Regions from separate parts of the Homo sapiens genome. Here region 2 is linked to region 1. A link is an interaction called in ENCODE POLR2A ChIA-PET data of the cell type or tissue named here. Cell type or tissue: OCI-LY7. All regions are shown on one strand. Each heading gives the region's core, and the rest is flanking DNA. Links, peaks and the distances in the headings are about the cores only. Region 1 overlaps DENND1C (DENN domain containing 1C). Region 2 overlaps VAV1 (vav guanine nucleotide exchange factor 1).

Region 1 (8,936 bases), core at 2,980-7,979:
TTCTGGTGGTCTTACCTTTAGATTGTCGGCCCAGAGCTGATAGGATCGAAGGGCCCCTGGGGTAAGGAGAGAGTGTGGTGGTCACCGAAGGCTGGCTGAGGCTGGGGGTGCTGGTGGCGGGTAGTGGGGGACCCAGGGGCTGGACTCAGGGCTCACCTGAGGAGGCCCCGCAGCCAGTGATCTCCTGCTCGAATTGATCTGAGAAGCCCTCCCCCTTGTTGAGCTTCTCCAGCCGGGCTTCGATGAACTGGGGTGGGGGACAGTAAATCAGAAACAGCAGGAGACACATCTGAATGCCAGCACTTCGAAGCCTGCCTGCTGTCAAGATGTAGAAGCCATCTCTGGCCTCCAACCTGCCCACCCCCAAGCACCTGGGAAACTGGAGCCCACTTTATTTTTTATTTTTATTTTTTGAGATGGAGTTGCTCTGGCACCCAGGCTGGAGTGCAGTGGCGTGATCTCGGCTCGCTGCAACCTCCGCTTCCCGGGTTTAAGTGATTCTCCTGCCTCAGCCTCCCAAGTAGCTGGGATTACAGGCATGCACCACCATGCCCAGCTAACTTTTATATTGTTTGTAGAGACAGGGTTTCCCCATGTTGGCCAGGCTGGTTTCGAACTCCTGACCTCAGGTGATCCGTCTGCCTTGGGCTCCCAAAATGCTGGGATTACAGGCGTAAGCCACTGTCCCCGGCCCGGAGCCCACTTTAGAAACCAGAGATCCTACCTTCTCCTCCCTCCCCGAGTCAGGACCTGTCCCCAGGGACCAAGCCCTGCCCCTTTCAGGGACCCAGAAATTGATTTCTGCCCCCTCTAGAACTACCCACCCGCTCTCATTGAATCAAGAGTAGGTGGACCCCATCTTTAGGGATCTTGTGGTCCAAGCTACCTTCTCCCAGGGGCCTAGAAGTCCAGCCCTATGTGCCACCCCGCCCCCCCACCCATATCCCTAGGACTCAGGAAATCCTGGGATTTCACAGTCAGGACCCATCCCCTCTGGAGTCCAGCTTGGACCGCCACCCCAGTCCCAGAAAGACACCTGCTTAGGGACCTGCGAATTTGGTCCCACCCTGATTTCCCTCAGGGACCTAGGAGTAGGTCTTGTCCCCCAGGAACCCAGGAGTTGGGGGCTCCCATGTTTTTGTTTTGTTTTGTTTTGTTTGAGACGGAGTCTCGCTCTATTATCCAGGCTGGAGTGCAGTGGTGTGATCTCAGCTCACTGCAACGTCTGCCTCCCGGGTTCAAACGATTCTCCTGCCTCAGCCTCCTGAGTAGCTGGGATTATAGGCGCACGCCACCACGCCCAGCTAATTTTCGTATTTTTAGTAGAGATGGGGTTTCACCATATTGGTAGGGCTGGTCTTGAACTCCTGAACTCGTGATCCGCCTGCCTCGGCCTCCCAAAGTGCTGGGATTACAGGCATGAGCCACTGTGCCCAGCCGGGGGCTCCCATCTTTAGGAATCCAGGAGTTCAGTCCTTCCCCACTTGGGAACCCTGGAGTAGGGGATCCTGCTGGACTGTCTCCAGCTATACCCTCAGGGACCCAGGAGTCTGCCCTCAACCCTGCCAGTTCAGACAAGCCCTCGGGGACTCAGCAGTCCACCTCCAGTCCCAGCTGGACCCTCAGGGCTCTGGCATACCTGTTTGAACAGCTGCAGGTGCACAGCCCGCCGGTGGAAGGCCTGCAGAGGTGCCCCAGGCTTCTGGGCCAAGAAGACTTCCTCACTGAAGGTCACTGGCTGGCCCTGGAAGAAGCGTTGGAGTTCTGAGCTCCCTGGGGTGCTCCTGGCCCTCCCTCATTCTACTATATATTTATGTAGCAAACATTGATTAGGCACTTGCTGTGTGTCTGATCCTGTGTGGGGCCTCATGGATGGCAGGGAGGACTTAAGCTGTTTTTTGTTTGTTTGTTTGTTTTGTTTTTTGAGACGGAGTCTCGCTCTGTCGCCAGGCTGGAATGCAGTGGCGTGATCTCAGCTCACTGCAACCTCTGCCTCCAGGGTTCAAGCGATTCTCCTGCCTCAGCCTCTTGAGTAGCTGGGACTACAGGCACGTGCCACCATGTCCAGCTAATTTTTGTATTTTTAGTAGAGACTGGGTTTCACCATGTTGGCCAGGTTGGTCTCCATCTCTTGACCTCGTGATCCACCCACCTCGGCCTCCCAAAGTGCTGGGATTACAGGTGTGAGCCACCGCGCCCAGCCCTGGTTTTTTTTTTTTTTTTTTTCATTTCTTTTTTTGAGTCAGGGTCTCACTCTGTCACCCGTGCTGGAGTGCAGTGGTGTGATCTTGGTTCACTGCAACCTCTGCCTCCTGAGCTCAAGCGATCCTCCCACCTCAGCCTCTCAAGTAGCTGGGACCACAGGTGCACGCCACTGCGCCCAGCTAATTTTTGTAGTTTTTGTAGAGACAGGGTCTCACTGTGTTTCCCAGGCTGGTCCAAACTCCTGGGCTCAAGCAATCCACACACCTTGGCCTCTCAAAAGTGTGAGTCACCGACCCGGCTGATTTAAGCATTTATCTCGAGTAAGGTGGAAGCCCGGGAGGGGTGTGGGCGGGGGGGTGGGGGGAGGGAAATGATCTGACTCGGGTGTTCACAGGTGACCTCTGGCCACTGCAGGGAGGACAGACTCTGGGAGATAAAGCAGAGGGCTGCTTGCAGGAGGCCGGGCGCGGTGGATCACACCTGTAATTTCAGCACTCTGGGAAGAGGAGATGGATGGATCACCTGAGGTCTGGAGTTTGAGACCAGCCTGGCTAACATGGTGAAACCCCATCTGTACTAAAAATACAAAAAATTAGCCATTGTGGTGGTGCATGCCTGTAATCCCAGCTATTCAGGAGGCTGAGGCAGGAGAATTGCTTGAACCCAGGAGGTGGAGGTTGCAGTGAGCCGAGATTGTGCCACTGCACTCCAGCCTGGGCAAGAGAGCAAGACTCTGTCTCAAGAGAAAAAAAAAAAAAAAAGAAGAAGAAGAAGACTGCTTGCGGGGGAGTCCCAGTTTTTGGGAGAGATCAGTGCATTAATTTTAGGCAAACAATGAGAGGGTCCAGGCCAGGGTGGAGACAGAGGAAGTGGGTGGTCTGTGTGCAGATTCAGGATGCAGAGATGACAAAAACGTCAGATGCTCAAGTGATACTAGAACCCCCCAATGATTTTACAGATTGGTTGTGAAAAACAGGGGAGGGGGCTTCAGAGATCAAGGCCCCGGCTTCAACATTCACCCACTGTGGGACTTCTCCAAAGCCTTGGTTTCCTCATATGGAAAATGGGACTATCACAGTATCCATCTCAAAATGTTATGAGCATTAAATGAGATAATAGCAGTGGTAGGAGCTAGCATTTATTGAGTGCTTGCTGTATGTCAGGTACGATTCAAAGTGCTGGGAAAATGCTGATTCACTGATTCTAATATCCTTTTGGGTGGCACTATTGGGGTCCCATTTTACAGAGGGGCAAACAGAGGCACAAAGTAAGCACTCCATTAATGCTACCTATCATTATTATTTTTTAATTAAAAAAATATATAGAGACGGTGGCCGGGCATGGTGGCTCACACTTGTAATCCCAGAACTTTAGGAGCCTGATGCGGGCAGATCACCTGAGGTCAGGAGTTCGAGACCAGCCTGGCCAACATGGAGAAACCCCGTTTTTACTAAAACTACAAAAATTAGCTGGGCATGGTGGTGCGCACCTGCAGTCCCAGCTACTTGGGAGTCTGAGGCAGGAGAATCGCTTGAACCCGGGAGGCACTCCAGCCTGGGGAACAGAGTGAAACTCTGTCTCAAAAACAAACAAACAAACAAACAAACAAACAACAACAACAACAAACGGGAGGGGTCTCACTGTGTTGCCCAGGCTGGTCTTGAACTTCTGGGCTCAAGCAATTCTCCCATCTCGGCATCCCAAAGTGTTGGGATTACAGGCGTGAGCCACTGCGTCCGGCCATCTACTGTACCTATCGTTACATTGCGATTCATTCAGGAACCCACGAGACCTCTCCCGCAGCGTCCCCGCTGCTCACCGGGCTGCAGACGAGTGCGTCGCGGTACCCCCCGAAGAGCAGGGCCTGGGCTTTGAGGAAGAGACGGGACACCCCTTCCCCGGGGGCCAGGGCGACCTTCCTGAGCCGGAGCCTCAGCAGGGACACCTGAAGCACAAGGGAGTGGCCCTGAGTGGGCAGGTGTGGGCCCCTCGCCTCCCGGGGCAGGAAGGTGGGAGGGGCGACACTGACCACGTCTGGAGGCAGCGCCTGCACGTCGTTAAAGGTCGTCTCCAAGGTATTGGCGTCCACGTTCAGCACCACGACGTCCTCCAGGGCTTTTTCTCGTACTCTCTGCGGAAAAGCGGGGTCGGCCGCTCAGAGCCCGGGAGTCCTTGGCAGAGGAGGGCATCTGGGGATGTAGAGGAAGGGGGAACCCTCACGTCCCCGTCGTCTGGGTAGATCCACGCTCACCTCGGCGAGACTGGCGTGCACTCCAATGAGGTAGGGCATGGGCGCGCTGCGGACCGAGGGGACGGGGTCATGCAGGCACCGCCCCCAGGGCCTGCCCACAGGCCCTGCCCCTCCCAGCTGCCCTCGCTCACCAGCAGTAGTCCAGCAGGTGTGGGGGCAGCGTGGGGATCAGCACGTGCTCCCAGCGCATGGGGTACAGGAGCGCGCAGGACGCGTGGACGCACGAGGTCAGCTGGGGAGCGATGGCGGGGCGTGGAGTCAGGGCCTGGACCCTCTAGCGCGAGGTCTCTTCCAGCTGCATTTCCCACGTCCCCAGTCTCCTGTTCCCCCTCCCCATCCACTGCTGGATAATGAGTGACAACTCGAACCCCTTTAGAAATCATGTGGAGACCAGGAATTTGGCCACTTACAGTGCTTTAAGCGGGTGAAGCCAGGACTCATACCGTCCTGATCCCTCTCTGTAAGGGGCGCAGTTAATAGGCAACACCCCTGAGTCTTCCCCATGCAGGTAGAGCAAGGACTGAGCCTCCACTGACTCCACCCCGAAAGAGGTGGAGCTATGACGTAGACCGCCCTTGTCCCGCCCCTAGGGGTGGATCCAAGACGTAACCCCACCCAAAGAGGTGGAGCCGGAAGGCAATCATTTGGCCCCGCCCCTAGGGGTGGAGCCAGTCTCCACGTCTGCCTTTGACCCTGGGTTTCAGGGTCCCTGGGAGTATGGGTCTCTAGTTTTTTGCGCCCCTTGTTATCTGAGTCCCTGTGTTCCTAGGTCCCTGGGTATTCGGGTCCCTGGGTCCTCAGATCTCTGAGTCCCTGAGTCCCTGGGTCCCTGGGTCCCTGGATTCCCACGTGTATAAGTCCCTAGTTCTCAGTGTCCCTGAGGGTCCGGAGGGGTGGAGCCAGACGTGTTGCGGCCCATAGTGGGTGGAGCCTGAGCACAGTACTCCCAAAAAGGAGGAGCTGCAGCGCAGCCCCCTCCCACGAGGGCGGGGCCAGAGTTCAACTCTCCAAGACCTTCGAAGGGGCGGGGCCAGGACTTCGCCCTCGGGTCTCGCGCAGTAGGGTTAGAGCCAGGAATCAGCCCCCTTGTCCCGCCCCCCGGGGCGGAGCCAGGCCCTGCTCCCACCCCGGCCCGGCGGACCCCGCCTCACGGTGCTGAGTTTGCTGGCGGTGAGCAGGACTCTTCTCTCGGCCAGGAGCGCCGCGAACAGCCCCACGATGTTCTCGTCAGTCACGGCCACCACCAGCTCCGTTAGGTTCCTCTGAGGATCAGAGAGTCGCTCTGGGCGTGGACGGGCCCCTGGATCTTGCATCCCCGGTCCGGGTTTCGGGACCTGTTCTCACCCCCAGAGACCCCTCCCCACTCACGTTCTCAGGGATGGATGGCAGGCGGCCGGAGTCCGGGGCCACGAAGCAGGAAAGCTGGTGGGGGTATTGGCAGGGGGATCAATCAGTCAGGAGGCTGGCCTCACCTGGACCCCCGACCTTCCAGGGTCCCCGAGCCCCGCTCACCGGCTTGCTATTCCCCCGGGTAGGGGGGGGGATACCCTGCCCGCTGGAGACCGTCACTCCGCTGCCCTGGGGAAGAGGCACGACTCTGTGGTCATGATGGCTGGGACGCAGCCTTCCCATCCACCTAAGGTCCAGCGCCCAGGGAATGGGAGCTACTCACCAGCTCAAGCCCCACTGAGGCCTGGGGCCCAGACAGGGACTGCTGAAACAGATTTTGAAGAAGTTCCTCTGCCTCGGTGACCTGGGTGGGACGTGGAGGGGCGGGGGTGGCTGAGCCAGATGTGGGGATTGGGGATTCCGAGGGCTATGACTAAGGTTGAGTGGTCTGGGAGGAGCCAAGGGCTCAGGTCAGTCCTGGGAGTTTTTTTTTTTCTTTCTTTAAAAGAAATTAATAATAATAATAATAATAATAATAGAGACAAAGTCTCCCTATGTTGCCCAGGCTGGTCTTGAACTCCTGGGCTCAAGGGATCCTGCTGCTTCGGCCTCCCAAAGGGCTACAATTACAGGCGTGAGCCACCGCGCCCGGCTTTTTAAATTTTTTAATTTAAATTTTTCCTTGTAGGCCGGGCGCGGTGGCTCGCGCCTGTAATCCCAACCCTTTGGGAGGCTGAGGCATGCGGATCACCTGAGGCCAGGAGTCCGTGTCCAGCCTGGCCAACATAGTGAAAACACGTCTCTGTTAAAAGTACAAAAAAAAAAAAAAAAATTAGCCGGGCTGGTGGGCCGCGCCTATAGTCCCAGCTACTTGGGAGACTGAGGCGGAAGAATCGCCTGAACCCGGAATGCGGAGGTTGCAGTGAGGCGGAATCGCACCACCGCACTCCAGCCTGGGCGACAGAGGAAGACTCCATCTAAAAGAAATTTTTTTTCTTGAGACAGGGTCTTGCTCTGTCCCCCAGGCTGGAGTGCAGTGCTGCGATCATAGCTCACTATAGCTTCGAACTCCTGGGCTCAGTTGATCCTCCCACCTTGCTCTCCTGAGTAGCTGGGACCACAGGTGTGCACCACCACGCCTGGCTAATTTTTTATTTTTATTTTTTGAGACGGAGTTTCGCTCCTGTTGCCCAAGCTGGAGTGCAATGGCGCGATCTCGGCTCACTGCCACTTCCGCCTCCCGGGTTCAAGCGATTCTCCTGCCGCAGCCTCTGAGCAGCTGGGATTACAGGCGTGTGCCACGACGGCCGGCTAATTTTTTTTTTTTTTTTTTGTATTTTTAGTAGAGACGGGGCTTCACCATGTCGGTCAGGCCGGTCTCGAACTCCTGACCTCAGGTGATCCGCTCGCCTTGTCCTCCCAAAGTGCTGGGATTACAGGCGTGAGCCACAGCACTTGGCCAATTATTTTTTATATTTTGTAGAGACGGGGGTCTCACTATGTTGCCCAGCTGGTCTCGAACTCCAGGGCTCAAGGGATCCTCCCACCTCGGCCTCCCAAAATGCAGGGACTACAGGTGTGACACAGTGTGCCCTGCCAAGCCTGGGAGATCTGAGAGGGAGGGGTTGGGAGGTTGAGGGGGGTGGGGGCTGGGACTCCCACAGGAGTGAGAGAGGGGCTGGTCTCACTTGGTCCTGGGCTAGGAGGTCTCCCACTGTGTTCAATAGCTTGTAAAACACCTCGAACCAAGGCAGGTGGCTGTGGAGAGAGGAGACAGGTTCCACGAAGTGTCCCTAGGCCTCGGCCTTTCCCATCCCCCCCTCCAACCCCCATATCCCGCACCTGAGGATGCAGAGACAGCTCTGGGTACCCGCCCGCAGGCGGCAGAAACCAAATCTGCGGTTGCCGGCAAGGTCTGTGAGGGCGAAGGTGAAATGCTGCACGGCGGGGCTGGGGGGCTCCCTGGAGTGGGAAGGGCTGTTAGAGAGACCTGGACATCCCAGCTGTCTGAGGATGTCCCCGCTCCCCAACAAAGCTCCTAGGACCCTGAGTGTATGGGTCTCTAGTTGTCAGGATCCCTGAATGTCTGGATCCCTGGGTCTCAGAATCCCTGGGTCCCTGAATCTCTGGGTCCCTGGATCTCTGGGTCCCTGAGTCCCTGGGTCCCTGGATCTCTGGGTTTCTGGATCTCTGGGTCCTTGAATCCCTAAGTCCCTGGGTTCCTCAGTCCCTGAGTCCCTGAGTCCCTGAGTCCCTGGTCCCTGAGTTTCTGAGTCTCTGGGTTCCGAAGTCCCTGAATCCTTGTGTCCCTGAGTCCTTGAGTCTCTGAGTCCCTGGGTCCCTGGGTCCCTGGGTTCCTGAGTCCCTAGATCTCTGGGTCCCTGAGTGTCTGAGTCCCTGGATGCTAATGTATATAGGTCCCTAGTTCTCAGGGCCCCTGAGTGTCTGAGTCTCTGAGTCTCAGGGTCCTCGAGTGTATGGGTTTCCAGATGTCTGAGTCTCTAGGTGTTGAGTCCTTGGGGCCCCTGAGAGATCTGAGTCCCTGAGTCCTTGGATCTCCCCGCCCTTCCGTACCTTTCCACATCAAAAGGGAAGCAGAATTTAGGCACCATCTGCATAGCTTCCTGGAGGTGAAGAAAAGCGCAGACTGCTTGGCCACTGAGGTCGGGCACCACCTCCCTGGGCTCCAGGTCCAAGAAACCAAGTCCCCTCCCCCTGGGAGACTGGCCCTCGCCCTGGGGGAGCAAGGAGCCAGCCTGAATACCTGGTCCCTGAAGTCTGGAGGGAACTGCCGCAGGATGGGGGGATCTGTAGAAGAGAGCACGCCTCTAAGTTCAGCGACCCAGGCCCACCCTCCCCTCCCACTCCCTCACTCCCAGGCTCCCAACTCACCCTCCTGCAGGGAGGCAGGGCAGGCCGCTTCGAAGAACCAATCAAACACAGCAGGGGAGCCCCCTCTGTGGGATGCAGAAGGGGTCCAGAGACTTGCTTCTATGCATGTGTGGTTGTGTCTGCCACTTTGCACACAAGTGTGGTTGTGTGTGCATGTGCCACAAGGTGCGTCGGCATGTGCATGACTCTGGGGGTTTGT
Region 2 (5,000 bases), core at 1-5,000, 330 kb after region 1:
AGGAAAGGGTATGGATGTGTGCATAATTAGTTAATGAATATATTCATTCTTTCCACCATCCCTCATTGATTTGTCTACTGCGTCCCAGCAGCAGGGAATGTGATGGTTGATAAGAACTTGTTTCTGCTCTCATGGTGATCCCAGTCTACTGGGATTCCACGATCTGTTCAGACAGGTACAACCTGTTGTAATCAATGCTGTGTATTCATTAGGATAGAGGTTTGGCTACTGTAACAGTTAGGTAGAGATTAATTTATCATCTAAACCTATAGAGCAGCAGTCTCCAACCTTTTTGGTAGCAGTGACCGGTTTTGTGGAAGACAATTTTTCCATGGACCAGAGTTAGGGGGGATGGTTTCAGGATGATTCAAATGCGTTACATTTATTGTTCCCTTTATTTCTATTATTATTACATTGTAACATATAATGAAATAAGTATACAACTCACCATAATGTAGAATCAGTGGGAGCCCTGAGCTTGTTTTCCTGCAACTAGATGATCCCATCTGGGGGTGATGGGAGACAGTGGCAGATCATCAGGCACCAGATTCCCGATAAGGAGCGCACAAGGTAGATCCCTCACATGTGGAGTTCACAGTAGGGTTTGCACTCCTATGAGGATCTAACGCTGCAGCTGATCTGACAGGAGGTGGGGCTCAGGTGGTAATGCGAGCAATGGGGAGTGGTTGTAAATACAGATGAAGCTATGCTAGCTCACCTGCCCACCACTCACCTCCTGATGTGTGGCCCAGTTCCTAACAGACCATGGACCGGTACCAGGAGGCTTGTACTGGGAGCTACTCTGGAGGCTGAGGTGGGAGGATCACTTGAGCCCAGGAGGTGGAGGCTGCAGTGAGCTGTAATCATGCCACTGCACTCAACTGGGCAACAGAGTGAGACCCTGTCTTTTAAAAAAAAGTTAAAATCACTCCTGTAATCCCAGCACTTTGGGAGGCCAAGGTGGGCAGATCATGAGGTCAGGAGTTCGAGACTAGTCTGACCAAGATGGTGAAACCCCATCTCTACTAAAAATACAAAAATTAGCTGGGCTTGGTGGCACACACCTGTAATCCCAGCTACTCAGGAGGCTGAGCAGGAGAATCGCTTGAACCTGGGAGCCAGAGGTTGCAGTGAGTCGAGATTCTGCCACTGCACTCCATCCTGGGTGACAGAGTGAGACTCTGTCTCAAAAAAAAAAAAAAAAAAAGAAAAGAAAAAGTTAAAAAAAAGGCCGGGCGCGGTGGCTCAAGCCTATAATCCCAGCACTTTGGGAGGCCGAGGCAGGTGGATTGCCTGAGGTCAGGAGTTTGAGACCAGCCTTGCCAGCATGGTGAAACCCGTCTCTACTAAAAATACAAAAATTAGCCAGGTGTGGTGGCAGGTGCCTGTAATCCCAGCTACTCGAGAGGCTGAAGGAGGAGAATCGCTTGAACCCAGGAGGCGGAGTTTGCAGTGAGCCAAGATCACACCATTGCACTCCAGCCTGGGAGACAAGAGTGAGACTTCATCTCAAAAAAAAAAGTTCAAAAAAACCCCAACCAATTCTCTCCTCCCCAATAATTACCTTAGGACAACAGGCATAAGCTTGGGTCATCCTTGGCAAACTAGGAGGTAAGTCACTCTATGTAGCAGAGAACCAAAGTAACAAGGACTTAAATAAAACTGAAGATTATTTATTTCTTATGCAATAATCTGAGCTTAATCAGTCCAAGGCTGGCATGGTCCTTTCTACAATGTCAAAGACCAGCTCCTCCTGTTCTGTTCTTCCGCCACCTGTGAATTTCCTTTGTCCTCAGTTTCCAAGAATACTCATCACCATACTCACTTGCCAGCCAGATAAAGGGGCTAGAATGTTCCTCCCTTTAAGAATGCAACCTGGAATTGCACATTATCAGTTAGCTTTTGCTGTGTAACAAACAGTCCCCTAAAATGGAATGGCTTAAAGACAATATTTGTTATTCCAATTAATTTAGTAAATTGTCTGGGCAGATAGGTGATCTCTGTGGTTAGCTAATAACTTGGCTGGGGTAGGTAGTCTAGGAGGGCCTCATTCACATATCTGCTGGTTGGCCAGTTGATTAGTATAGGATACCTTTAGCTAGGTGCTTGTCTCTGCTCCACACGGTCTCTCATCCTCTGGCAATTTAGCCTGAGTGCTTGAATTTGGCAGGAGTATTCCAAGAAAGCAACAGGAGAAGTTGCAAAGCCTCTATGGGCTAAAGCGAGCCACAAGACCAACCCAGATACAAAAGATGAAGACTTAGAATCTACCTCTCTTTTTTTTTTTTTTTTTTTTTGAGATAGGGTCTTGTCTTGTCGCCCAAGCTGGGGTGCAGTGACTTGATCTTAGCTCACTGCAACCTCAAACTCCTGGACTCAATTGATCCTCAGCCTCCTGAGTAGCTGGAACTATAGGCATGTGCCACCACACCTGGCTAATTTTAAATTCATTTGTAGAGACGGGGTCTTGCTTTGTTGCCAGGCTGGTCTTGAACTCCTGGCCTCAAGCAATTCTCCCACCCCACCCAATCCTCCCAATCATGTCTTGGGGTTACAGGCATGAGCCACCATACCCGGCAATTCTCTTTGGCTGGTAGGAGCTGGAAAGTATTTGTAATCTACCACAAAGGGCATTCAGGGCAGAGGCAACCTTATATATGAGACCTGGAGATGAGAGACAGTAAAATAGGTGCATTTAGCGTGTGGCAACCACTTCCACCTGGCTGGAGCAGAGGTGGGAGAGGTAAGTGAGAAAAAAAAGAGTAGAGTCATCAGAGAAGTCAGCAGGGGCCGTGGTGAGGTTGAACTTTGTGTTGGGGATGATGGGGGAACCATGGCAAGGTTTCAAGAGGAGATTGACATGGTTAGATTTGCTGTATGAAGGTGGGCTGGGAGGAGTACAAAACGGATCAGGAAGACCACTGAGGAGGCTGTTGCAGCCACAAAGGTGATCACTGCGGTGGCTGCTCTAGGATTTGGGAACAGGGATGGTGAGAAGAGCTTAGATGTGACAGATAGTTTGGATGTAGAATCTGAATAATCTATTGATTGACTGGAAATGGAGGATTCAATGAATCCTCCATTTCCAGCCAGGTGCAGTGGCTCATGCCTGTAATACCAGCACTTTGGGAAGCCAAGACAAGCTAATTGTTTGAGGCCAGGAGTTCAAAACCAGCCTGGACAATGTAACAAGACCCTGTATCTACAAAAAATAAAAATAAAAATAACGTTATCTGGGCATGGTGGTGCATGCCTGTAGTCCCAACACTCAGGAGGTTGAGGCAAGAGGATCAATTGAACCCAAAAGGTGGAGGCTGCAGTGAGCTATGATTGTGCCACTTCACTCCAGTCTGGGTGACAGAGCAAGACCTCATCTCTACAAATAAAAAGTTAGCCAGGTGTGGTGGTGCATGCCCATAGTCCCAGCTGCTCAGGAGGCTGAGGCAGGAAGATTGCTTGAGCCCAATTTCAAGGCTGCAGATTGCACTACTGCACTTCAGCCTGGGCAACAGAGTGAGACCCTGTCTCTAAAGAAATAAAAATAAAAATAAACCCGACTTTCAAAACACTTAGATTCGTTCCTGGCTTGTAGACGATCACCTATGAAATTACTCTAACTTGGCCGGGCACAGTGGTTCATGCCTTTAATCCCAGCACTTTGAGAGGCAGAGGTGGGTGGATCCCCTGAGGTCAGGAGTTCGAGACCAGCCTGGCCTACATGGTGAAACCCTGCCTCTACTAAAAATACAAAAAATTAGCCAGGCGTGGTGGCGGGCGCCTGTAATCGCAGCTACTCAGGAGGCTGAGGCTGGAGAATTGCTTGAACCCAGGAGGCGGAGGTTGCAGTGAGCTGAGATCACGTCATTGCACTCTGGCCTGGGCGACAAGAGTGAAACGTTATCTCAAAAAAAAAAAATTACTCTAAGTTGATTCTGAAGGATTGGGGAGTGTTGAAAATCATCTTGGGTTCCTAAGACAAATTGCTGGGTGGTAATGGCACCATTGTTAGATGAAGAGGCTGGAGGGAGAGCAAGTTTGAACTGGCAATGATGTCAATCTTGGACCTGTTAAGTTTGAGGTGCCCATTGTTGAAAGAATGAACCTGTTTCCCCAGCTGTAAGCAAAGAAATGGATTGCAATGAAAAGGCATGCTTTCAACTGTTGTTCCAAAACCTTTGTCCTCATCTGGAACGGAGGTACAGACTGTCTCTTAGTTACTGTGTTATTCATTTCTATTTATTTATTTATTTTTGAGATGGCGTCTTGCTCTGTTGCCCAGGCTGGAGTGCAGTGGCACGATCTCAGCTCACTGCAGCCTCCGCCTTCCAGGTTCAAGTGATCCTCCTGCCTCAGCTTCTCAAGTAGCTGGGATTACAGGCATGCACCACCATGCCCGGCTAATTTTTGTATTTTTAGTAGAGACAGCATTTCACCATGTCGGCCAGGCTGGTCTCGAACTCCTGACTTCAAGTGATCCACCCTCTTCGGCCTCCCATAGTGCTGGGATTATAAGCATCAGCCTCCACACCCAGCCTCATTTATTTATTCAATAAATTGTATTGGGCACTATTGCATGCCACCATGTGGTGTTCAGGATTCAGAGGTGACTCAACCCTGGGTCCTGACTTCATCTGGAGAGAGCCCAGCACAGGCGTCTTCGTTGTCAGGCCTGGGTTGAGGAGGGACATCATGTTAAGGGAGGCTGCAGTTGGGGGAGAATGAGGACTCTGCTTGGCTGAAGACATTGGGGAAGGTTTCCTGGAAGAAGAGATATTGGAGATGGGCCTTGAAGGATGAGTAGGAGTTCACCAGGCAAATAGGAGAGGAACTTTTAGCCCAGACAGCAGTCCTTTATTCATCTCCCTGCATATAATTACTGTAAGAATCGGCAAGAGAAGCTGGAATGGAGATCCATGAGGTCTCTGAGGATCAGACAGACACATCACAGCTAACTCTGGCCCAAAGGGTACTTCATTAGGATAACACCAGCTACTGTAACA

Evidence for each region. Peaks named below come from ENCODE experiments on the same cell type or tissue, not always from the same donor. Only the 100,000 strongest peaks of a DNase experiment are listed, where the experiment ranks them.
Region 2: POLR2A ChIA-PET joins it to region 1 with 7 read pairs; 3 of 35 experiments call an interaction of 5 or more read pairs at or near these places.

Annotation. Positions count from the first base shown.
Region 1 is chr19:6,471,250-6,480,185 of GRCh38, forward strand. It overlaps DENND1C (DENN domain containing 1C), which reads right to left. Exons shown (of 23, transcript NM_024898.4): 2 at 8,738-8,802; 3 at 8,610-8,653; 4 at 8,420-8,469; 5 at 7,688-7,807; 6 at 7,534-7,603; 7 at 6,129-6,209; 8 at 5,969-6,034; 9 at 5,825-5,878; 10 at 5,608-5,718; 11 at 4,588-4,688; 12 at 4,457-4,502; 13 at 4,235-4,336; 14 at 4,025-4,150; 15 at 1,640-1,744; 2 more. Among named protein-coding and RNA genes, the nearest start is that of DENND1C, 6.1 kb to the right of the region's middle. RefSeq lists enhancers at 4,346-5,085, 8,633-8,936. In OCI-LY7, for the core only: no CTCF peak of the experiment used is centred there; DNase peaks (open chromatin) are centred at 5,082 and 5,402; H3K4me3 peaks cover 296 bases.
Region 2 is chr19:6,806,802-6,811,801 of GRCh38, forward strand. The region is part of intron 1 of VAV1 (vav guanine nucleotide exchange factor 1); the gene reads left to right. Among named protein-coding and RNA genes, the nearest start is that of VAV1, 37 kb to the left of the region's middle. RefSeq lists an enhancer at 1-51. In OCI-LY7, for the core only: no CTCF peak of the experiment used is centred there; no DNase peak of the experiment used is centred there.